Linked DNA regions of Mus musculus: all the other regions are linked to region 2. The links are chromatin loops, found by intact Hi-C in ENCODE. Cell type or tissue: heart. All regions are shown on one strand.

Region 1 (8,000 bases), 73 kb after region 2:
CCGAGGACAAATGGCGCTGTGCTTCCTTTCCAGGGGCAGAGCTGTTTATAGCTTTAGGTTCTTGACACGCGCTCGCAGGCTTTCGCATGCACAGACTTGATAAATAAGTCCCCCGCTCTGGACTCCGAGGCAGATAGAGACTCGATGACAGATACTAAGCAGGCCCATCTATTTCCCCTCAGACCACAACCTGAACTTGGAAGGGACCGTAGTAGGGTGTTAGTGGAAGATGGGGCCCTGGAAGGGGAAAAAGTAGATGGGAGCTTCCTTCCCCTGAGGGTGATCTGCGAAGGCTCACGTTCAGGGAGGAGCTGGGGATGCTGAAGAAAGAGACTGACTAGGAAAGACATGCCAGGGTCTGTGGTATGGACACTCTGTTCGTCATTCCGAGTTCGTCGCCTCCTCTGTGGTCTGTGCTCTTTTCCACTCCTCATTGTCAAGAGGCCTCTGTGCATTCATGCCTCCCTGGACTTGTGGGGAAAGACCATTCTGAATCATGTCAGTATATCCCTCCTAGACTCCTTGGACGCATGTCTCCTTTGCAGCCCCATGTCCCTCGTACATCTAGTCATGAGCCCAGACTCAGTTCCTAACAGGCATCTCTCCTTGCAACTGCAGGCAAATGATCCTCCTTGGAATCAGGGAGGGGAAAGGTAGCTTAGTGGTTGAGAGCATGGGTTTCTGAATCAGCGAGCCCTGGTTCGGGTTCCAGCTCCATCACTCCCCAGATCTGTGGCCTCAGCCTCTTGGTACTCACTTTCCTTGTGTATAGCATGGGATTTGTAACTGCACCCAGCTTTTAGCATTATCTTGAGTGTTAGATGCAGCTATACCTGCACCCGGTAAGCAGTCAGTGGACAACGGCCAGCCTCACTGTCACCGTGACATTCCTTTCTATCTTGCCAGCTAACTACAGTGACTGCTAACTACATTGTGACCAAGCCGAGCTTCTCATCTGGCAGACAAGAGCTCACCTTCTGGACCATTTGAGTGACACAGCCTAGTTACCTGCTGTCCTCTGGTTACCATGCTGTGGTAGCCTCTTTTAATTTTTTGGCTGTGTTCAGTTTGTTATGTATGTGAGTATTTTGCCTGCATGTCCGTATGTTTATCTGGTGCCCACAGAAGTCAGAAGAGGGCACAGGATTCCCTGGAACTGAGTCACAGATGGTTGTGAGCCACCATCTATGTGTTGGGAACTAAACTCAGATCCCCTGTGAGAGCGACAGATGCCCCCTACCCACTGAACAATCTCTCCAGGCCCCTCTGGTTGCCTCTTTTCTGACCCAGCTGTACTTTTGACTTTTGGGGACAGTTGTTTTATCTGAAAAATTTACCTCAAGCAGATAATTTCCTGCTCCCAGCCAAACTGCTGCCTTCTCCTTGATGCCTGTCCTGACCTCTGTGACTCAAACAGACATTTGAGTCTTAACCCAGTGTTGATCTCCCAGATCTGTCTGTGTATTCTCTCTTGGTTTTTTGTTTGTTTGCTTGTTTTCTACCTTAGTTATCAGTTCTCTGAAGGCAGGGCCATGTCCCACCATGCTAGTCACACACTGACTGGGCCTCCTTAATATACAGCATTAGTAGCAGGCCAGGCATAACCAGCCGAGAAATAGAAATCAAATACTAGGAAACTTGCCCTGAATTTATAGGAATCAAAAAAGTCAAGAGATTTATGCTAAGGTGTCCAAGAGAACTCGTGGAAGAAATGGGATGACCTGATCCTCTGCCACCCGGGGTCTCTTGGCCTCTTGGCCTTAGTCTGCAGTTCAGCAGGTGTCAGTGATGGGAGCTAGGACTTATCTGAGCGCTGCAGAGAATTTGCTCTGGCAAGGATAACCTATTTAAGTGACATGAGCTGGATCCCAACAGGGGCCTGGCTCACTCCTCTGTCAAAGGAGTCAGATCTCTAGCACCTCCAGGGATGGGGTTGAGAGGTGGGGAGTCGTGGGCATTTGTGTGAGACCCTGCAACTAATAGGACTTTGTCTCTCTCCAGACTGTCATCTTCTTAATCCTGTTCTGGCTTTTGGAACAGCACCAGTGAAAGTTGAATAGCTTCTAGAGAGTTCCTCACTGCAGAGGACTCACAGCCTCTCTGTCTTTTCCTCTGCTTGTCAGTGCCAAGGCGACCCAGGTTCAAAGGCAGCTTTGCAGACTCTGTTGCCTTCGTGCACGTGGTCCCCTTAAGAGAACCTGGTTGACACATCCCCAGACTCGCCAATGCTCATTTATCAGGGAAGTCTCCATTCACTTTCCTTTTCATGCCACTTCTGTGGGCCCAGACTTCCAGAGACGACTTCATCCCATCCTCTATCCCAGCAGGCTTATGTGCCCTGGGTATGGGGACATAGCGGTGGTGGTTGCAGGGTGCCAGACTCACCATTGTCCCCACAAGGTCCTCATGTTCTCGTCCCTGAAGATGTGCATACAGAGAGCATGTGATGTGGGTTTGGAGAAGTCAGGGCCTTTTCCACTCCTATCTGAGCCATTCAAGGAACTCTAGTTTGTTCTTTCACAGAGGCAGAAGCAGCACACCATTCTCTCCTCACCCAGTGCACTTAGCATGAACTCCCCTGAGGGCCTAATAGCTAATCTGCTTCTGTTGGTCAACATTTCATCACTGACAAAATACCTGAGGAAGACCTATGGAGAGAAGGAAAATTACAGAAGAAAATATGTAAAGAAGGACATATGTATTGACTCTTTGTTTCAGTCCTTGGATAGCTTTGCCTCTAGGCCCACGAGATGAGTCATGGCAGAAAGGCACAGGAGAGACATGCTGGTGTCCATCTAGGAAGGAAAGGGGAGGCCACGTAGAAAGGGGCGGGGACAAGATACACCCTTTAGAGGCATGCTTCAATGACCTGCTTTCTCTGACCGTCCTCAACTTCTGGAGACCCAGATCAGAAACTCATCAATAGCTACTAACTCATCAATGCCTGATCCATTGATGAAGTTAGTGCCATCACTGTCTAATAGCCTGTCAACAGCACTGCCATCGAGTTACCTAACCTTCAACACAAGAGTTTAGGGTCCGTTTCATATCTTGGACCCTATCACGTCCCCATGGGGCATTGATGTGTTATTTCCGGCACACTGGGGTGTGCGTGCTGCTTTTAAAACCTCAGCAGAGTGGAGGATGAAGGATGGCTAGGGTTAACATAGTCCCAGATATTAGCATGACTGACTCCATGATGGAAATACCATTTAGGCTGTAAAACTCAGTACATAGTACCACCTGCCAAGACTAAAAAAAAGGACTAACCTGTCAAAGTTCATAGAATTTCTGGCTTCTGTAGTTCCACTTTTGGCTCACTGTTCTTGTTAATTGAAGTATGTCAACTCAGAATGTGGCTTTTGTGCTTAAAAGCTTGCCCTGAGAAAGGCTCAGGGCTATCCCAAACACCCATAGCAGTCACTGGCTTGCTAATAAAGACTTTCTATTGGTTTAAACCCATGTCTGAGCTGTCTTCTCTGGTGGAAACCCACAACAGCCGGGGTGGGTTTCTTGGGCTGCAGAGCTCTCTGTCTGGACACATGAGGGTGAACTGAGATGCAAGAGGAGGCATTAGGCAGGCTAGTACTGAAGCTCAACTTTCAGGAGCAGGTAGAGACTCATGGATGAGAGACAGCATCATGCCAGCAAGCAGATGACCTTCATGGCTGAGGGGTCAAGGAGCCCAGGTTCTGTGGCATGGCCAACAGAAGGTAGTGCCCGCTTCACCTGGGACAGATAAGGCATCTTCTCCCAGATCATCTAGTGGCTTGTTTTAGATTTTTGGGGGCTGTAGATATGAAGGAGGAAGAAGCCCAGGAGACTGGAGACTTGATGGGCAGGGCCACAGCCCACTTCCCTTCTCGCTACAAAGTCCTCAGGCACTCTACTTGGCCTGCCTTCTAAGGACCCCTCACTCAATCCTCAGCCCCATGAGGAGCCTATATGAGAGTCATCCTTGAAGTCAGCAGTGAGGCCCTTGGCTAGCTCCTGCTTCCCTGCCCTTGGCGGTATGGAGATCTGTTAGTCCAGGATGGTTTCTGAGTTGGCCCAGGTTAGCCTGTGCTTGCTGATAGCCTCCAGAGAAGACTGGAGCTTGGCTCTCACCCGAGGCAAAGACTTCCATTCCCCTAGCTTTAGGTAAGGAATATTCAGCCTCTGCTGTTGTCTTGTCAGTCCTAGCCAGGGTCTCAAGAGGCCACCGAACAGAGAAAGGGGACCTTTGCCTTCAGGTGGGTGGTCCCATGTCTGGAATCCTTCATGGGATAGCCCAGAATGTCACCCACAAAGGGCACGGAGCTGGTGTTAACTCCAGCTCTTGCCCAGTCCTCCAAGCCCGGGAGAGAGAAGCGTCTGTGGGTAGTGTCTGTGAGTAGGGTCGGAATGCAGCTTGGCTCAGGGTGTGTGTCTGGGCGTGGGTCACTTTCCTGGGACATCCTCTAATGAAGCACCCAGCTTTGAGCCTGATGCCCTCCCCTGGCTGCAGGGGGTTGGCATTGTGTGTGTGAGTTGGGGGCTCCCCAATCTTGCTTTCCCCGTCCATCTAAGCCCGGACAGACAGTGGAAGAATTGCTTCTCCAACCTTTTAGATGATCGCTTTATTGAGTCTTCACGGTCCCCAAGAAGTAGCTCGCACCGTCCTTGTCTTGTAGGTGAGGAATTCAAGTCCAGGTTACTCACAGCCATCACGTGAAGTACTGAAGACCCTACCTAAGCTTTGGGTTCTCTGAGGCCCGAGCTCTGTTTGTTCTCGCACCGTGCTTCGTCTCCTTGACATTCTGCAGAGCCCGTGTCCTCTTTCCTCGGGGCCCTGTCTCCCCACCTGCAGCGTTCAGCCACCGTGCGCTTCCTTCCTTCATGAACTCCATGTCTGCTTTGTGTCTGGGCTTGGTCCCAGCTCTTGTCAGGACTACTGCCCAGAAGCCTTCGTCGGTGTCTGGAGAGGCTTTGAGTCTTCACATCCCCAGCCACGCCTGTTTCCTCCGGCTTTGTGTGCTGTGCACAGAAAGGAGAAGAAAGGAGAAGGAAGCTGAAGTGAGACTGGGGGAGGGGAGGCTGCCACCTGCAGACTGAGTTCTGGAAACCTCTCTGCTTACAGCTTGCCAGTGAGGGGCAAGGCTGAGATACTGCCACAGTCACGGGGTAGGGTAGGGTGGCTTTCAGAAGGAGTTCATATCTTCTGTGTGATAGTCCCCATGTGGCTGGTCCAGGTTAGTAACCCTCTTCTTCCCTTTATTGCCCTGCTATGCTACCTGAGTCCATTTTCTTTATCCCCCCCAACCCCACCGTCACCCCGGGGAAAGCTAGGTCAGAGACTATCTGTGTTCCAGTCTAGAAGAAAATGGCAGTTGGGGGTTGCTGGGACAGACCGGGTGGGGCTTGTGCGAAGTTGGAATGAGCAGTGATGTGGAAGCCTCGCGTGTCACTTCTGTTCACACCCCTGCCTGAACACCATCACTTGGCCATACCTAGCCGCCAGGCCGGACTAGGCAGCATTGTCTCGCTGAGTCACACTTGGTAAGTGTGTACTATTTTGGAAAGAAGGGACAATAAATTGAGTTGGACAAACTACCATACTCTGTCACAGCCTTTAAGCAAGTGTATTATTTTTAAACCAGAAGGTTCTAAATTCTCTACCTAAAGAAGAGGTGTTGTGATTATGGCCCGTGAAGCAGACCTCCAGAGACCTTGAGACATCTTCTGGAGCAGAGGGAGCAGAAAGACAGGCAGTGTATAGGGGAGCGTCACCCACACTCTGTCCCTGGATGCTTTCCCCATGTTTCCATCAGGAATGGTGCGGTTTAACGGTGGCCCTCTGCTCCCAGGCTAGGAGGTCATTGGCCTCAAGGGAGTCTGATTCCTCCTGCATCACGCAGCAGGCCAGGGGTGCTCCTGTAGCCTCGGCACAAGACCCGTTCACCTGCCTGCATCCTGTTGGCAGCACAGCTGCCAGAGACGGGGCAGAGCCCCGTGGGTTTGCTTAGAGAAGCTGAATCATCACGATGAGGAGTCCCACAGACCCAGGATGCCGGTGTCCTCCAGGAACAGCTGAAACCCATGTGCTGTGTTCTTCCTGCTTTTCATAAGAAGGAACCTCCTGAGGCCTAGAGAGGGGAGGATCTGGCCACACCGGCCAGTCCTGGGGTGGGGCAGGGAAGGAGAGAGAGAGCAGACAGTCTGTAATCCAGATCAGATCATTTGCTATTCCCAAGCCTTTTCATGAGGCTGCAGAGCTATCCTCCCACTCAAGGGACATACAGACAGGTCTTAGGGCTCATCTCTCTGATGATGGAGATTTCTTCTCCAGCCCTTAGTGGCCATAGTATGTACTATTTTCATCTGAGCAGCTTTTGCTTGGTTTTGACACAGGTGGGAACCCCTCTGGGCCCCATGTCATGATCAGGGTCAGGCAACACTGACTGCAGGTCTGGGACGTTCTTCATGGGTAAGCTGGGATATCTGAGACCTCGTAAGGATCCGTTAGCCTTCAATTCCCTGGCTTAGCAGACAAGGGGTTACTGGTACCCGCTGTGTGTTTGCCTCCGTTCAGAATGATGGAGACATGATGGGTTAGTACAGAAAGAAGCCAAGCCAGACCCGGTGGCATCTTCAGCCATTCCTCACTGGGTCAATCACTAGGAGCACTGCTAGCCCCAGCCCATGCTGTGTCGCACCCCTGACACCTGTACACACTGTCTTGTTACAGGAGTCATCAGTACCACCGTAGAGATGAATGCAGGCTACGTGGCTTCCAGGAGGCTTTATGCTTTTCCCAAGTCACAAGGCTGGACTTGGCATGTCCTGGCTCTCAACATAGCATCCCATCCATTGTGTCTCCTCACCTCGGGCACTCTCAGAACCCAAAATTCCCTGCTGAAGCACCTGGCAGAGCTGGCAATACGGCCTAGTATGAGAAACACCAGGTGCCCCTTTGTCCATGAGGCAGTGGATTCATCCAGGACAGCCCTCACTGAAACTGTCCTCAGTCTGTCCTCTATTTGCAGTTGGATGGGAATGGCTGGCTGGAAGTTTCCCTTTCTCTGTAGTGGTTTTCTTTTAAGCCTTCCCACATTTTGACTGGCCATGGCTGGGCATATAGCTCAGTTGGTCGAATCCTTATCTAGAGTTCAGGAGGCCCTGGGTTGCGTCTCCAGTGCCTACACAGCCTCTGGGTGATGACACATGTCTGTCATCCCAGCCCTTGGAGGGAGAGACGAGGGAAATCAGTAATTTGTCTTTTGCTACATAATAAGTTTGAAGCTAGCTTGAGCTGTATGAGAAAACACATTTTGCCATCCCTGGAGGTGAGGAGATGGGAAGGGATATAGGTGGCTGGGGTGGGCAAAAAGTTAGGGGTGCATGGGAAAGCTTGGAAGTGCTGCCTTTCACCTGTAGGGTAGAAGCAGGAAGTTGGCGTTTAGGTGCGGCCGCATTTCCCTCCCCTGAACCCTTTCCCTCCACCCCCACCACCCCCATCCCCCTCAACTGTCACCAGTGCTCACGCAGAACAATGAGCGCTTGTCTGACTCGGTGGAAGCAGGAGGAGGAAGCCGAGCCTGGGAGAGGATAATTGTTCTCCAAGTTGAGATTTTTTGGAAGAGAGAAACTTTATTGCACTTGGATTATAAATAAACTTCTCTCCCACAAACCTTCTTGCCAGGCCACAGAGCAAACTCTTCCTTCTGCCAGAGGTCAGGGAGCTGCAGTAGTCGTTGGTGGGTGGGTGAGGCCACTGTGCTGAGTTTCCAAGGCGCCTCTCAGCCCCTGAGCCTCTTCTCATTCACACGCCGCCTCCTTCAAACCCTATCTAATGTGGGAATGTCTTTGCTTTTCCACACTGCCCCGTCTTCATGGTTCCCACAATGTCGTCAGGAGCCTTGGCGTGGCATTGGTTCTGAAGAGCTCTGGCTTCCTCTGGGATTCCCCACAGATCCAGGATGGGCCAGGTGGGTGTGGGCTGTGCAGTGTGCTACAAGTCAGTGGTGCCCTGGGGAGCCAGC
Region 2 (8,000 bases):
CAGATTTCTGAAATATTCTAAGGCTATTATGCTCATCTTTTGATTGAGCAAATTTACTTGTAGGAATTTCTCCCAAGGCTGTAACTAAGGATGCATGTAAAGATTTATCTATCAAATTGCTTATTACCCCTAAAAGAATGGGATATTTTATGAATGACCATGAAAATGAGTAACAGTTAACAGAAGAGTGTCGCTTATGCCAGTTCCAATATACCCACACAATGGAATTTTACTCCAACAAGAAAAGGGACATTAGTCCAATGTAGTGGTATGCACTGGTAACCCCCAGTGCTCAGGAAGCTGAGGCAGGGGTCTTACAAGTTCAAGGCCAGTCCGGTTTACATAGTGAGAATGTGTTTAAACTGAGTATTGTAAATAAACTGTTTATTGACATGAAAACCATTAACATTATTATGATGCACACAGTTTTTGTTGTGGAAAAAAAAAAAAAACCAAACGAAATAATGTCAGGGTAGGGACTACTGCTAGGTTAGAAGTCCTAGGTTCAATTAGCAGGACTGGAGGATTGGGGTGGGGGGTGGGGGGTGGGGGGCAGAGAGAAGAGAGGGAGGGAGGAGGAGGAGTGAGAACAGGTTCAAGGATGCAAGGCTGCCCAGTAACCTCGCTGTCTACATGCCTTCTGTGCATGCAGTTGCCTATGTCCCAAGTGTCTCTTAAACATCTTTGCTACAATGGCAGAATTCTGGAAATGTGTTCATCTTTATGCTGGAGTAATCCTTTCCTTAAGTCAGTTGAGCAAAATTTACAGGAGGTGGCTGATTCAAACTGAGACCCTGCACCAGACTCAAGTCCCAGCAGGCCACATTGTTAATCATCTGACCTTCCCTAGGGGGACAGAGAGAGACTATGCAGGTGTGAACTTCCCAAACGTGCCAGCCTTGACAAGATAAGGAAGTCCCACTCCGGTTTCACCTTCTTTGAAATGAGCTATGCCCTCTTTGTTCCGATTCTGCCTCTTCAGCCATTTTCTGTCTAGAAAGCTGAAGCGCTTCTGTGTAGCTCATCAGATCACTCAGTCTATTACCCAGAACGAGCTGTTGCTTGATTCCCAAATCACAAAGAAAAACCAATTAAGATCACAACTAAATCTGTTCTCTTATTGGTGTTTGACACTGACAATAGAATATCCCTACAGTACCAAGAAGCTTAACAAATATTGCCCATCTTCTTTCCCTGCTGGACCTAGATTGCACCCCCAGAATCGATTTGGTACTCACAGAGGGAAACAATGGTTTTTGCCGTACACTGACAGGCTCTTGGAATCCTGTTGCCTAGTGAGTGTGGCTGAGCCAGAGGGGCTGGCCAGCTTTGCTCCCTCCCTGATTACACGAGTTCCAGACCCAGTTTGCTGTCTTTTCCTGGTAGCATCCAGCCCGGTACAATGCTTTGCAAGTTTCCAGCGCGATAGGGTTTGGCTGGCTAGGTTCGTGTTGCTTTTACTACTTAGCCAACCATAGATTACTCAAAGGCTGGAGGATTACTCAAGATCCCGTTTACGCAGATCCCTTGGAATTCTTTTTTTCTCTCCTCCCGGTTTGCAGCTCTGGCAAGGTTTATCTTCAGTTGCCAAGGAGATGAGCAGTGGAGGAGGATGTGGACCTCTAGGCTTCTTGTCAACTTTGGAGGACGGCAGAAGGATGAAGGGGCTGACAGCATACAAGTCACCCTCCCCAAGCAAAACTGCCAGAACTCCGGTTAGGACAGCTTAGGGGGTCAAGGGAGCTGAAGAGGCAGACAGACCCAGATCTTCTACTCAGCTGTCTACTCTTGTCTACCCTTGCCTTTATTCAGGAGTTCCCAGAAGGGTCATTTTTGCTTCCCTGACTGGCAAGGAGACTAGCTTGCCTGTGGGAGCATCTGGGTAGGTGTGGAAGCCAGCGTAGCACTGAAGAAAAGATCTTTGGATTGTGGGTTAGGAGACCTGTGTGGTGTATTCCAAGTTGGCTAAGTTCTTAGAGCCTCAGTTTCCACATTTGCAAATAGGAAATAGCTACACAGGCCCTGTCCCCCATCCGAGCCCATGGCTGTTACTAGAACCACATGGGATTTAAAACACATGAACAGGCAAAGGGCTCCTTATAAACGCCAGGTGTTCCCACAGCTGTCAGTGGTGTTTCCTCTTAGTAACTATGCTCCAAAGTGGTCCTGCTCGCCCCACCCTGGCTGCATCGGCCTCACCCACTGCTAGCAACTCCATCTTTTCCATCGCTGTCTTTCTGTGCCCCAGACATCCTCAGTCTCTGCATCTCCCTAGTTCATTTCCGGGTCTGGCTCTGGGTCCCTCCGTCCTCTCTAGGGACTCTGTCTCCAGTTCCCTGCGGCAGTAGCGGTCGGGGCGCCCCCCACCCGGCGCGCCCTCCGTTGGCACCGTCGCCGGGCCACAGAATCGCCCAATAAGAGCGCCGGACTCGAGTCTGACAGCTCTGGAAGCGGCCAATAGAGCCGGACCAGAGAAGGGGGGAGCAGCACCGTAGCTGAAGTTGGGCTGAATGGGGGTGGGGGAGAAAAGGGTAATAAAAAGAGGGGAGATAGGACTGGGGTCGCAGGACCCGATCGGGGGTGGATTGCCCGCTACCCAGGTCCGACGAGGGATCCGCCCGTTGACCCGGCTCCAGGCACCAGGGAGGGAGGGGCGCAGTGAAAATATAGGTGAGGAAGGGGAGCGGGGGTCCCTGCGGCTCCCGGGCCCGGCTTGAGTATGTTCGCGGGGTGCCGGGGCCAGGACGCGGGCGGCGGCAGGGCAGAGGGCGGAGGCGGCCGCACGCCGCTGTGAGCCGAGGCCCGAGCGGCGCGGGGGGCGGGGAGGCGGCGGGAGGAGGGGATGCGGAGGGCGCTCCGGCGGCGGCGGCGGCGAGCGGGCGAGAAGGGAGGAGCGGCGCGAGCGGCCGGAGCGGCGCAGGGCCCGAGGCGTGCATGGCGCGCCCGGAGCCGGGCTCCCTCGGGCCCCTCGGGAGCGCCCCCGGGGCGCCGCGGCTCTTCGGCCGGCCCTTATCGGCCGGCTGCTGTTGAGCCGCAGCCCTCCATCGCTGGATGCCGTGGTCCCCGGGAGAAGCCCGCCTGCGTTGGGGCAGAACGGCGGCGGCGCTGCGCCGGATTCCGCCCTCCGCGTAGTGGTTCTGCGCTCGGCTACGGTGGGCCAGCCGCCGGCAACGAGGAACCCAGGGCTTGCGGAGCTAGCGACTCAACCCTCGGGACCTGCCGGAACGGGCCGGCCTGCTGGGTCTGGGGGACAGGAGGAGACGAGAGGGGAAGGGCCGCACCGCAGGAGCCGGTCCTCGCCCCCGCCCCCTGCGCGGGCACGCCGGAGGCTCTGTTCGCCTTTCGCGGGGGCCACGCTCCCACTCGCGCCTCCGGAGGTGGGGGATGCGGGCGACGGCCCCCCCGGGCTCCAGGACCCTCCTCCCCGGGGCTCCGGAGCTCTTGCTCCGCCCGCCGCCCCCTCCCCCGTCCTCTCCACCCCCCATCCCACCTCCCCACCCCTCGTAAGAAAATAATGCTGGCAGGAGCCTGCACCTCCCAGTCGCTCCCAGTGCGCTGCGAGCAAAGGGCACCCGCTGCGTCTCCGTGCCGGGACCCCTGCCGAGCCGCCCTCGCCGCCACCTTGCTGGGAGAGTCGCTGCTCTCGGCTTAGGCAAAAGCCACGAGCGCCGCGCCCGGGAACTGCCAGCTTCGGAGAGGCGCCGCCCGCAAGGACACCTCTCCGTCCCGCCTGCTCCTCAACTCCCAGCCTGAGCTCGACGCGAGCCAGGAGTCCGGACATCTCTGCGTCCGGCGCAGCAGTCAGAGCTGTCCCCACTGCCACCGCTCGGAGCCAACTCCGTCTCGGACCTGGGACTCTGGACTCTAATTCGTAGCTACTTCTCACCTCGGGGCTGCGCTGTCTCCCCGCTAGCCTTCCCGTTGTCCTCCACCGCTCAGGACGGGGGTGCCACGATGTCCCGCTGCTGCGCAGGGCCCCGGGCCTCCCTCGACGTGTGACCCTAGCCTGGTCCCCCTGCTTGGCTGTCCGCCCTCTCCTTGGAGACCCCCGGCCCGGCCCCCGGGGGAAGAGGAAGAAGACGACGAGGCCGAGGGGGGGATGTCCGGCTCCAAAAGCGTGAGCCCCCCGGGCTACGCTGCACAGACAGCGGCGTCGCCAGCGCCCCGGGGAGGCCCGGAGCATCGCGCCGCTTGGGGAGAAGCCGATTCCCGCGCCAATGGCTACCCCCACGCCCCCGGGGGATCAACCCGCGGCTCCACCAAGAGATCTGGGGGAGCGGTGACCCCACAACAGCAGCAGCGCCTGGCCAGCCGTTGGCGCGGTGGCGATGACGACGAAGACCCTCCACTAAGCGGTGATGACCCTCTGGCTGGGGGCTTCGGCTTCAGCTTCCGCTCTAAGTCCGCCTGGCAGGAGCGCGGTGGCGACGACGGCGGTCGCGGCAGCAGGCGGCAGCGGCGGGGCGCGGCTGGAGGGGGCAGCACCCGGGCGCCCCCTGCGGGCGGCAGCGGCAGTTCGGCGGCGGCCGCAGCGGCCGCAGGTGGCACAGAGGTGCGCCCCCGCTCGGTGGAGCTGGGCCTGGAGGAGCGTCGAGGAAAAGGCCGAGCGGCCGAGGAGCTGGAGCCCGGGACTGGCATCGTCGAGGATGGAGACGGGTCGGAGGATGGAGGCAGTTCTGTGGCGTCAGGCTCTGGGACCGGCGCGGTGCTGTCGTTGGGCGCCTGCTGCCTGGCCTTGCTGCAGATATTCCGCTCTAAGAAGTTCCCGTCGGACAAACTGGAGCGTCTGTACCAGCGCTACTTCTTCCGCCTGAACCAGAGCAGTCTCACCATGCTCATGGCCGTGCTGGTGCTTGTGTGCCTGGTCATGCTGGCTTTCCACGCGGCGCGCCCCCCGCTCCAGATAGCCTACCTGGCCGTGTTGGCAGCTGCTGTGGGCGTGATCCTTATCATGGCCGTGCTCTGCAACCGTGCAGCGTTCCACCAGGACCACATGGGCCTGGCCTGCTATGCGCTCATTGCAGTGGTGCTGGCCGTCCAGGTAGTGGGCCTGTTGCTGCCACAGCCACGCAGCGCCTCCGAGGGCATCTGGTGGACCGTGTTCTTCATCTATACCATCTACACCCTGCTGCCTGTGCGCATGAGGGCTGCGGTGCTCAGCGGGGTGCTTCTGTCGGCTCTCCACTTGGCCATCTCTCTGCACACCAACTCCCAGGACCAGTTTCTGCTGAAACAGGTAGGGCCCCACTAGGCCACACTTGATTGAGGGGTAGGCAGACCTCGACCTGATTTTTAGAGAAAAGGGATGAAGTCTACACCAGTTAAAAGTGGTCAAAAGTAACCAGAGAGACAAGGCTTCATGCCACGCCACATCACGCCATGCCTAGCTTCTTTACCTACTAAAGACTACTCTTGTAAGGCTTGTAATGCTGTTGGCCTGGTAGAAGACATTCCTCGAACTAGTCACAATTGCCAACTTAAGCAAGAAAGGGGGATTTGAGAAATGTTCAGAGTCCCTATTTCTCTCAGAACTTCTGGTCCTGTATAAACAACACTCCCAACCTAAGTGGCTGGACCCTCTAGCAGCCGACCCCTCCTGAGCTCCTCTGGGTTTGTTAGCTAGTCCCTGGTTCCAGCCTTGTGGAAGACTGTCGCCCAGTCTTAAGGAGGAGGCTGTAACCCTGCCCCCTGAGGCTGGACTGCTGGGAGTTGTTGAGCTCTTTAAGCAGGACTGATTAAGTTAGCTTTCTCTTCCAAAGTGACCCAAGCCACAACTCTGCCTTTAGCACAAGGGGTAAGGAGCTCCTGAGATGTGTGTGATTCCCATCCCCTTTCCAGCTGGGCAGAGCACCACACTCCCTTCCAATGGACATTCCTGGATGGTGCCCCGTAGGAACTTTATATCCGTACAGGGACCTGTTGGGCAAACAAAGGACTCAGAAGGACAGCAAACTTATGATTCTAACTGGTGACTCAGGCTTGACCCCAGGGTGAGACAGTCTCCCTGGTATCCACACCCTGTTCTCTGGCCCAGTCTATGAGCCCTATGGGGCCTGTTTATTTGTATGTTGCCCAGTTGGAGCATCAACTGGGGTCTTGCAAGTGGGTGAGTGTGGCTTTAGAGCGCACCAAACACTCCTCTACCTCCTTTGGTATCTGCCTCTTTTCACAGGCCCTCTTAACAGAATTCTGTTGTTACTGCTTCCCTCCTCCTTTCCATTTCTACCTTCTTCCCAGACTTTGATCCTATTGAATTCTGCATCCTTATGGGTATGCTCTTCTGAGCCCTCTTAGTACATCCTCAAATAGGAAATAACAGCCGTATAGGTTCTGGCTCTTCAGGAGGCACTGTGACTGGGAGGAACCTCTGTGGGTCCCAAGTTTCTCTCTTACGGTTGACTATGCCCCTTCTACTCCCAGCATTCTCCGTGTGGAGCCTCGCCTCTTGGGAAGATCTCCTCTCATGGCCATGGTGGGTTTTCTCCCCCCTGCTTGGTTAACAGTGGTCCCAGAGGCAAGTTGAAACACTTGTTCTTCTCAGCCACCCATTGACTTTGCTAGTGTAACCTCCTGGGAGTTCTGAGCTCTCTGTCTCTCTCTCCCCACCCCCTTCCCCAGGTATACTAGATACTTACTAGAGATTTAGTAACATCTCTCCAGCTTGGTTGGGGTCCAGTGAGTGGACCAGGTCAAATAGGTGGTAGTGATGTTTTTTTCTGACCGGGTATCAGAAAGGGTGGGGTTTAGAGATCAGCTTTGAGCTTGAGAGCAATCTTTTAAGCTATGGTCGTTGTTTGAAAGTGTAGCTACTGTTGATATGGAGCTTCAGTCTCAGATGGGCGTTGTGTCAGTGGGGGTGGGCACAGCTATTCTTTGGAAGGAAGAGCCTTTGGTTTGTGTGTGTGGCAGTGGAGGTTTCTAGCTCAAGGTATTTACAGCATCAGACTTGAGAGCCTGAGGTCTGACAATAACAGGAAGCAGTCCCGAACATAGGCTTTCGGAGATGGAGCTAAATCCAAGCTTCGTCTTAGCATGAACAGACTGTTGCAATCTTGCTGGCCAGATGGACTTTCCCTGGTGGTTCCTCAGGCTAGCCCTTCTCTCCTCCCTTTCTACTCTACCCTTCCACACACCAGGCTTCTTTTCCCACTGTGGTCTTTAGACTTTGTTATTGGCTGCAGGTTTTGGAGTGTAGGTTTAGACTTAACTTTTTTTTTTTTTCTCTCTAAGTCTAGCAGAGCTCCATAGAAATGGGCCAAGATGGGAACACAAACATCCTTTCTGTTTGGCCTTAGAGAAAACAGCACCTTTGTTTTTGTTTGTACTTGACTTTACCATTCAGATTATGCATCACCCAGAATGTGTCTTTCTTGAGTAAAAACTGTGCTGGGTGACAGGGAAACAGTCATGGACCAGCTGCCTCAGATTGCTCTAAAGCAGCAGGTGTTGGAGGGTGTCTGGTTAGATGGTAAGTTCTTTTCCCTAAGGAAGACACATACCCAGGACAGGTGGTGATAGTAAACCTATTCTGTATTTGAGCTCTGATTCCTTCCACTCCCCACCCCCACCCCCTGCCTCTCCACCCTGTGGTGTCTTGGCCATGCAGTAGGCTGACAGTAAACTGTGCAAACATTATTTCAAGTCTGCAAGGCTAACCTCTACTCTCCTATAGCCCGGGGGCTCTCAGCATGCTTTGGTGTGTACTTTGCCCCGCCCCTTTGATGCGTGGGCTCCACCCTCGGCCCGCCCCTTTGATGCTTGGGCTCCACCCTAGGCTTGGTTAGGGAAGCAGTACTTGGCTTCTTAACATGTTGGTCTTCACTTGGAAGACTACTAAGACCGGAGGTGCAGGGGCCCCTCTTGGTGGCACTGGGTGCTCCTTCCTCTCTCCCCACCTGCTCCTTCCCTCCTCCATCCACTCGCGCACCCCTGTGGATATCTGCCCACCTACCCTTTCCTTGGCCTTTCAGCTAGTTTTACCTCCTCCTTTGGTCTTCAGC
Region 3 (8,000 bases), 100 kb before region 2:
TTCTGTGAGCTCCAGGCCAGACAGGGTTACATAATGAGACCCTGTTTAAAAAAACAAAACAAAGTTGAATCTAACCTTTGAGTCTATGGTTTCCTCCTCCTCTGACCCTTCATGTACACGTATGGCAGATGCCACTTCCTCACTGCTGTTTATGCGCTTACACACAACATGTATACACACACACACACACACACACACACACACATATATACACACACACATATGAAAGTAAATATGTAAATATATGTTTTTAGGACTGGCCACTTGGGATTGGCTAATCATTTGAGGGGCTCATCCCTAGGGAAGACTAATTTTCTCTCTCAGCAGTCTTTAATTGCCCGTAGCTCTTCATCTGTACATAAGGTCCCCTGGAATTTCCCTCCCCTTGTTCAGATCTTGTTTAAACAGCTATATTGTTGATATTTTATGAGTCCAGCTTCCCTGTCACATCTAGAAGACACAATCTTGCAGCAGACTTTCTGGTTCCTCTGGCTTTTACAGTCTTCCTGCCTGCCCCCTCTTCCTCAATGTTCTCTAGGCCTTAGGGTAAGTGTTGAGTTATAGATATATTAATTGGGACTGAGCACGCACAGTCAGTTCCTCTCTACCTTTGGACTGGTTGTGGCTTTCTGTAATGGTATATCTACCTTACCTGTAGGTATAAGGTTAGCTCCAGTCTTGACACTTTGATGGCCAGTGCTTCCCCCTCTGAGCTGCATTCCAGTTCACTCTCTATTTCCTTTCTTCCATGGGTGCCACTGTCTCCATGTCCATAGTCAGTGTCCTCAGGTCCTGCCCTGGTTCTCTGGGCATTGTCTTCCCTTCTCGTACTTGAGTTATGCATAGCACCCTCTTAATTCCCAACCACACCTGTGCCCACACTCTAGACTTGCACACTTCTTAGATCTCCCCTCCTTGATGCACACCAGGACCAGCTCCTCAGCAAGACCCCACATCCCCAGACTCACTCTGCCTGTGAATTCTCTTTGTCAGGGGAGCCACCAGCCACAGCCTTTCAGTCACCCATGCTAGACCTAGAGTTCCTCACAGACACCTCCTTCTCTCATACACTATCCCCAAACTATCACTCACATTTGTCAATTCCATTCCCCAACTGTGTTTCAGATTGTCTTGTTTTTCATCCCTGTGCAAGAGTTCAGAGCATCTCATCAGACTCCCATGTGGGTTTTCCTGAGGCCATAGATGCACAGTGTGCATAGCAGCAGCCAGCATTCATTTCCTGCTGTGCTCCACTACCTCTGTGTGTTATGTCTTAACTCTCCTCTCCATGAACAGTTGACAAGACCCAGTGCTAGATTTCATATCTCTAATCTCACCACGAATGAGGTAACACAGATGTTAACCTTCCATATTGTATGTCTCCAACCATGTAATATATTTTGATGCAAAGGTTGTTTTTTAAAAAAAATCTCAAATATTCTATTTTACCAATAAAGATGTGGGAGTCAGCTGTTGGGGTGAAAGCCTGCTTGCTCAGAGAGGCAGAGAAAGTACCTGCTGACCTGTCTTCTCAGCAGACATCCCAAAAGGAAGTTCTCCCTCTCCACAGCATCTCAAAAACCCATCAAACTAAATATCCATCCCTTCTATTTCCTGTGTGTCTATCTGTCCTCCCGACTTCCTCCTATTCTTCACTGTTCTCCTGTGTTCACTCCCTGTCAATAGGTGCTTGTTCTGCCTCTTGACCTATATAGATGACTTTATTTAGTCCTATTTACAATAAACAGATAGCTCTTGGATTAAAGGTGTGTGGTAGGGCTGAGCCACACCACAACTAGGAACAGGTTTTCCAGTAAATAACACAATCTCGAAGTGCTCCTCCAAGATGAGATCAGCCCTGTTCCCTGCTCTGTTGCCCTCTCTTCATCCTGGAGACTCTGCCAACTCACAGCACCGAAGTTGCTGCAGCCCATCAGATGGGCCAAGCCGCTCCTGAAGTGACCTTGGTAAAAGTTGCACTGTGTGAACCTAAAACACCTATTTCCCTCAACTGCAGGCAGCCCTCCTGGGGCCCATTTCCTCCTGTCCCTACATGTCTGCTGTATCTCTCTCCTGCAACTTTCTGGTGTGGTCCATCTTCCATCCTCGTTATGGCAGAATCACTTCTTTCCCCTCAGTCCCTTCTGGGGATCCTAAAAGTCCCGCCTCTGTCTCCCTGCCAGCCATTGGCTGCCAGGAACTCTTTTGGGCAGGCAAAAACCAACTGGGGACAGTTAAATAATTAATGATAACAATAAAATAAGTTGTTTTAGCATTTACCTAAAGAGAGCCTGCCTGCCTGCCTGCCTTTCTTTCTTTCTTTCTTTCTTTCTTTCTTTCTTTCTTTCTTTCTTTCTTTCTTTCTCTCTCTCTCTCTCTCTCTCTCTCTCTCTCTCTCTCTCTTTCTTTCTTTCTTTCTTTCTTTCTTTCAACTCATAAAACTGCAGTTAGTTCATTTTTGGAATAGTGGTTTATTTTCTCTTGCCATTTTGGGAGTTTACTACAAGCACTTAGTCTTTTAGAAATTTACAGCCTTAAAATGTTGGGTTTTTTTTTCTTCTTCTTCTTCTTCTTCTTCTAAATTAATGAAAAAAAATCTGGCTCAATCAGGCTGGGAGTGCTTGTGAGCTCTGTGGCTTCTGGGAGTAATACAGATCTTCTACACCTTCATTTCTGTCTGAGTAAAAGGAGCTAATGACCTTGCCATTGTGAATGTCAACAGGGCAAGAGCAGAGCATGCAACAGTGTCTGTAGGTTGAAAATTACTCAGTAAAGTGATGACTGTTATTATTAATATGAGAATAGTACAGTGTTATATTTTTCTGAATCCCGTATAATAGTCAGTAGTCAGATCATTTAAATGTTAGGGTGATAGCTCAGTAGGGGAGACCAATTGCTGTGAAAGTATGAAGATCTAAGTTCAAATCCCCTGTACTCATGTAGAAAGCCAGGCATATTCGTACATGTCTATAACCTCAGCTTCGGGAAACAGAGTCAGGCGGATCCTGGAAGCTCTGTGGCCATCCAGACTACTGAAATGGGGAGCTTCAGGCTCAATGAGAAAAACCCTGTCTCAGACAGATAAGACAGATCAGTAGAGGAAGACAGGACATCTTACCTCCTCCTCCACCCCCACCCCCCCACCCCCGCCACATGCACACACACCCACATGCCAACAAAAAAAAAAATTTAAGGGCTAACAAGATGGCTCAGTGGATAAAAATACTTGCCAGGCAAGCCTGAAGTCTTTTGAGTTCAATCTCTGGAACCCAGGGCAGGAGGAGAAGCAATTCCTTAAGTTGTCCTCTGACTGCCACACATGTACCGTGATATGCACATCCCAGTACTCATACATCCATCCGCCACCCCACCCCACCCCACCCCACCCCTTGCCCCTGCCCCCTGCCCCCTCTCAGTTACTTTTCTGTTGCTGTGGTGAGACTCAGGCTTTCCAGGCTCCACCATGGAGAGCCATGTGGGTGGTAGGTTGCCAGAGCTAGCCTTCTAGCCCTTTCTGGTACTGCCTTCCCCTTTTATTCAAATGCAGTGGTGGGCCACATCCGCATTGCATAGCTCTGTCAGAATAGTACTAAGTGAACTGAGACCTTTGCCAACTCAGTTGCTTCCTTCAGACTACACCGGCTTAGCCTCCTTGTTCTAGTTCATTCTGTTGCTTCCTGATATATTTTCCTCCCATGACCCACAAAAGAAAAAAAGTGGTGTTGGCACCTACATGTTCTGCTCCTGTTGCACAAGATTTCCATTCTTGTTCTCTGAATAAACTGCTTCACACCTCTAGCTTTGCACTCTAGCACCTACTTTGCCAGGAACACCCAGCTCTGCTACTTGTTCCCTGCTTTGCACAAACATGCCTCAACGTAGAAAGAGGGGAGAAGTAGAGTGTGCTCTTTAGGACCCCAAGGCAGCTGCTCAGGGCTGTGCAGGCTGCCTGCACCTCATGAGCATTCAGTATCCAAGGTCTATGTAAAACCTGGGTGTCTGTGCCCACTTGCAGTTTAGAAGGCTACTTTGTGAAAAGAGCCCAGAAGCTTCCTTCTGCTGCCCTTGAAGGAGAAGCCCGAGTTTGTGATTGCAAACATCTTTGAAGGTATTAAAAATTTCTCCTCCTCCTCACCCATGTCATAAGTAAGGTTAGTTAGTGGTCTGAGTGGCGAGGATGTGCTGGAGGTGTCAGTGTGCCCGTGTGAGTGTCAGCAAGTGCACTGCGAGCATAGTAGTGTCACTGCCATTCTTGGTGCATTTTGAAAGTCATTTAAGAAAGCAGAAATGGGGTAAAATCAACACTATTTTTATGGTTTTTTTTCTCTGTATGTGTGGTTAGTCTTGAGACAGTCTGGAATCACCTGGGAAGTGGGCATCTGGGCATGCTTATAGGAGATTATCTTAAGTTCATTGAAGTAGGAAGACCCACTCCCTGTGGGTTGTACCATTCCCTGGCTGGGCTCCTGGACTGTGTAAAAAGGGAAGAGTGAGCCAGCCATGTACAACATTCATTGATTTCTTCATCGTAACCACAGACAGTGTAAGCAGTTGCTCCTTTTGTTTAGCTTTCCTACTGTGGTGGACTGTACCTTGAACTGAGACAAAATAAACACTTCCTTAAATTGCTTTTGTTAGTACACAATTGTTGTTGCAGAAAAGTAACTGAGGCAGTGTGTGCATGTCTTTGGGTAGGGTGCATGCATGCATAGAGAGGACAGAGGCTGACATCAGACATCTTCCTCCCTCCACCTTTTTGAGGCAGGGCCTCTCACTGAATCTGGAGCTCACCAGCTCAGCCACACTGGCTGTTTAACAAGCCCTAGGAATCTGCCTGTCTCCTCCCATCTCAGCGTTGAGACTGTAGGCATCCATCTCCACACACAGCTTTCATGTGGCTGCTGGGGATCTAATTCACGCCCTAATGCCTGTATGACAGGCGCCAAGGACTGATTCAGTTTTCTAGAATATTTTCCCACAGTTGTCACTAGAGGGCACCGTTGTTTTAAAAGAGGATAGTCTTTGGGAAGTCTTTTCTAATAAAAATGTATAGTATGAACCGCTAGCTGAAGCTGATTGAACAGTCAGCAGAGAAAGGGGGTATGGGTAGGTGCTTTTATATTGCTATCTCTTGAGTCAGTCATCAATGATGGAAATAATGAAACAACTAGAACTTTGTGTATTATCTGGGAGGGCCTTGTCCAATATTTCTTAATTATATCTTTAAGCTGAACACAGCTTGGTTTGTCCATGAAAGCAAGTGTTCTACTTTAGAAATTCCCGATGAGACAGTTTGTGGCAGTCTGAAGTCAAGAAAACATTCTATTTATATTCTTAGTTTCAAAAGCCAGATCAGACCAGTGAAAGTGGAAACACTGTCCAGAGACCAAAATGAGACATGTAACATCTGTTGAGTCATCTTTCAGAAAAAGAATTATTGGGGTCAGCAAAATGGTTTAGTGAGTAGAAGCACTTGCCACCAAGCCTGACCTGTGTCCAGTTCCTGAAACTCACGGCCTTCCGCAGTTGTCCCTGACTTCCATGTATGTGCTGTGTCATGCATGCACCTGTCATCCCAAAAGAAATTCTGTTTTTTTCAACTTTTTAAATTACTTGCTGTTTAATTCTGTGACAGTTGACTAGGTAAATCCTGAAATAAAAGGAACACACACTTGATGTGTGAGCAACCTCTCTGCATCTTTGTTCTTGTTAACTAAGGCAGTCTTGCTGTGTTCCAACTGACCTGACCGGGATTATGATGTTTATCATATTCTTGACTTTTTGGTAGTGAGCCTTGCCTTTAACAACCGAGCCATCTTTCCAGCCTAGTTCATTATATTTTTTACTCAATTTGAGAAACCTTTTATCAACTCAGTTTTTACGGATAATTTTGAAGGAATATATACTTCTTTGTTTACAGATATAAAGTTCAGTATATATTCTCTTTTTAAAACAGCTATTCTATATCATTGCTTATATATTTTGTTCATTTGGCCAATTAAAGTGCCCTAAAATTATCAATGTCATCTCATTTCCCTGGGATCTCCTGTGGCTTTTGTTTTAGCAAAAACGGTTGCTGTGGGAGGTAGAAGGATTGCCATCAGCTTTTGTTTTGGTTTGTTTTTCACTTTTTGAGACAGGGTTTCTCTGTAGCACTGGCTGTCTTGGACTATAACTCACAGAGGTTCACCTGCTGGAAGCAAAGGCATGCATGTGCCACCACCCAACTTTCTTTTGATCTTGGGGTTTTTATTGCAGTAATAGACACCAAAGTAGGACATACATAGATAAACATTTATATAATAAAATACATCTAAATTCTGTCTCTTCTCTCTCTCTCTCTGTGTCTCTGTCTCTGTCTCTCTTTCTGGCTCTGTCTCTCTCTTACACACACAAGGCTTGAATCCCCCAAGGCTTTATACATTGCTAAGCAAGTACACTGCATTAAACTATATTCTCAGCCTCCTTTTGACTTTGATTTTTAGTGAGGTCTTGTAAACAGTTCTTCCTGGCCTTGTATGTGTGATCCTCCTGGCTCTGCAGCCTGCGTAGCTTGGGTTGAAGGCATGTACCACTGCAGATGGCACAGTTGACTGCTGTTCCCCTTTCATTGTACTTTGTCTGGTATTAGGATATGACCTACACCTTATTTTGTTTCCATTTGCCCAGTCGCCTTTGTTCATTCTTTTATTTGTGCCCCTTTAAGTGACTTTTTTCTTATTTATTTATTCACTTACATCCTGATTGTGACTTCCTCCCTCCTCTTCTCCCAGCCCCACCCTCACAAACTTCTCCCCCATCACACCCTTCCATTTTTCTTAGAGAAAGACAAGTCCCCCTTGGGTACCACCCCACCCTGGGATATCAAGTCAAAGCAGGACTAAGCGCATCCTTTCCCACTGAGACCTGACACAGCAGTCCAGTTAGGGAAAGGGGATCCAGTGGTAGGCAACAGAGTTAGGGTAAGTCCCCCACTCCAATTGGTAGGGGACCCACATGAAGACTAAACTGCACATCTGCTACAAATGTGTGTGGGGCCTAGGTCCAGCCCCTGGATGCTCTTTGGTTGGTGATTGAGTCTCTGTGAGCCCCCATAGGCCCAGGTTAGTTGACTCTGTAGGTCTTGTGGTGTCCTTGACTCCTTTGACTCCTTCAGTTCTATCCTGCACTCTTCCACAAGGCTCCCCAAGCTCTGCCTGAAGTTTGGCTGTGAGTCTCTACATCCGTTTCCATCACCTGCTGGATGGAGCCTCTCGGGAGACAGTTATACTAGGTTCCTGTCTGGGATCATAACAGAGTATTAGTAGTAGTGTCAGGAATTGGTTCTTGCCCTTGAGATGGGTCTCAAGTTGGATCAGACATTAGTTGGCCATTCCCTTAATCTTTGCTCCATTTTTATCCCTGTGCATCTTGTAGGCAGGATAAATTTTGGATTGAGGTTTTGTGAATGGTTTGGTGTTCCCCTCATACCACTGGGAGTCCCATCTGGCTACAGGAGGTGGCCACTTCATTCTCCATATCTCTCAGCTAGGATCACCCCCATAAACTCTCGGGAGCCTTCCCTGTGCCTGGTCTCAAGCTCATTTCAGAGATGCCTTCCCATCAATTTCTGTTCTCTTTCATAGCCCTTTCTTGAGCCCTACCTCCACCCCACACCTGATCTCCATCCCTGTTTCCCTTCTTACCCCCCTCTCCCACCCATTTTCCTCCCCCATCCACTTCCAATGTCTATTTTATTTCCCTTCTGAGTGAGATTCAAGCATCCTCCTTTGGGTCCTCCTTGTTACTTAGTTTCTATGGGTCTGTGGATTGTAGCATGAGTATCCTGTACTTTATGGCTACTGTCCACTTATAAGTGAGTACATAACAATACTTGTCTGGATCTGGGTTACCTCACTCAAGATGATATTTTCTAGTGCTATTCATTTGCCTGCAAATTTCATGATGTCTTCGTTTTTTAATAGCTAAGTAGTAGTTCATTGTGTAAGTGAACCACATTA

Evidence for each region. A loop is a pair of places that touch in the nucleus more often than their neighbours do. Peaks named below come from ENCODE experiments on the same cell type or tissue, not always from the same donor. Only the 100,000 strongest peaks of a DNase experiment are listed, where the experiment ranks them.
Region 1: it touches region 2 in a loop (2.7-fold over the local background); 4 of 42 quality-filtered maps call a loop at or near these places.
Region 3: a loop joins it to region 2, with 3 times the contacts of the local background. A loop is called at or near these places in 10 of 42 quality-filtered maps.

What each region holds. Positions count from the first base shown.
Region 1 is chr16:35,224,820-35,232,819 of GRCm38, forward strand. The region is part of intron 1 of Adcy5 (adenylate cyclase 5); the gene reads left to right. Gm46550 (a long non-coding RNA gene) reads left to right here and starts at 4,353. Exons shown (of 3, transcript XR_001781915.2): 1 at 4,353-4,362; 2 at 7,105-7,107. In heart, no CTCF peak of the experiment used is centred here; DNase peaks (open chromatin) are centred at 24 and 4,902; H3K4me3 peaks cover 564 bases; H3K27ac peaks cover 6,519 bases; H3K27me3 peaks cover 554 bases.
Region 2 is chr16:35,152,000-35,159,999 of GRCm38, forward strand. It overlaps Adcy5 (adenylate cyclase 5), which reads left to right and starts at 2,865. Exons shown (of 21, transcript NM_001012765.5): 1 at 2,865-5,236. The coding sequence starts at 4,100. In heart, CTCF peaks have their summits at 3,881 and 4,570; DNase peaks (open chromatin) are centred at 2,302, 3,182, 3,872, 4,372 and 1 weaker place; H3K4me3 peaks cover 6,119 bases; H3K27ac peaks cover 4,461 bases; H3K27me3 peaks cover 4,945 bases.
Region 3 is chr16:35,051,539-35,059,538 of GRCm38, forward strand. All of the region lies in intron 3 of Hacd2 (3-hydroxyacyl-CoA dehydratase 2), which reads left to right. Among named protein-coding and RNA genes, the nearest start is that of Hacd2, 33 kb to the left of the region's middle. In heart, a CTCF peak has its summit at 4,990 (motif pointing right); no DNase peak of the experiment used is centred here.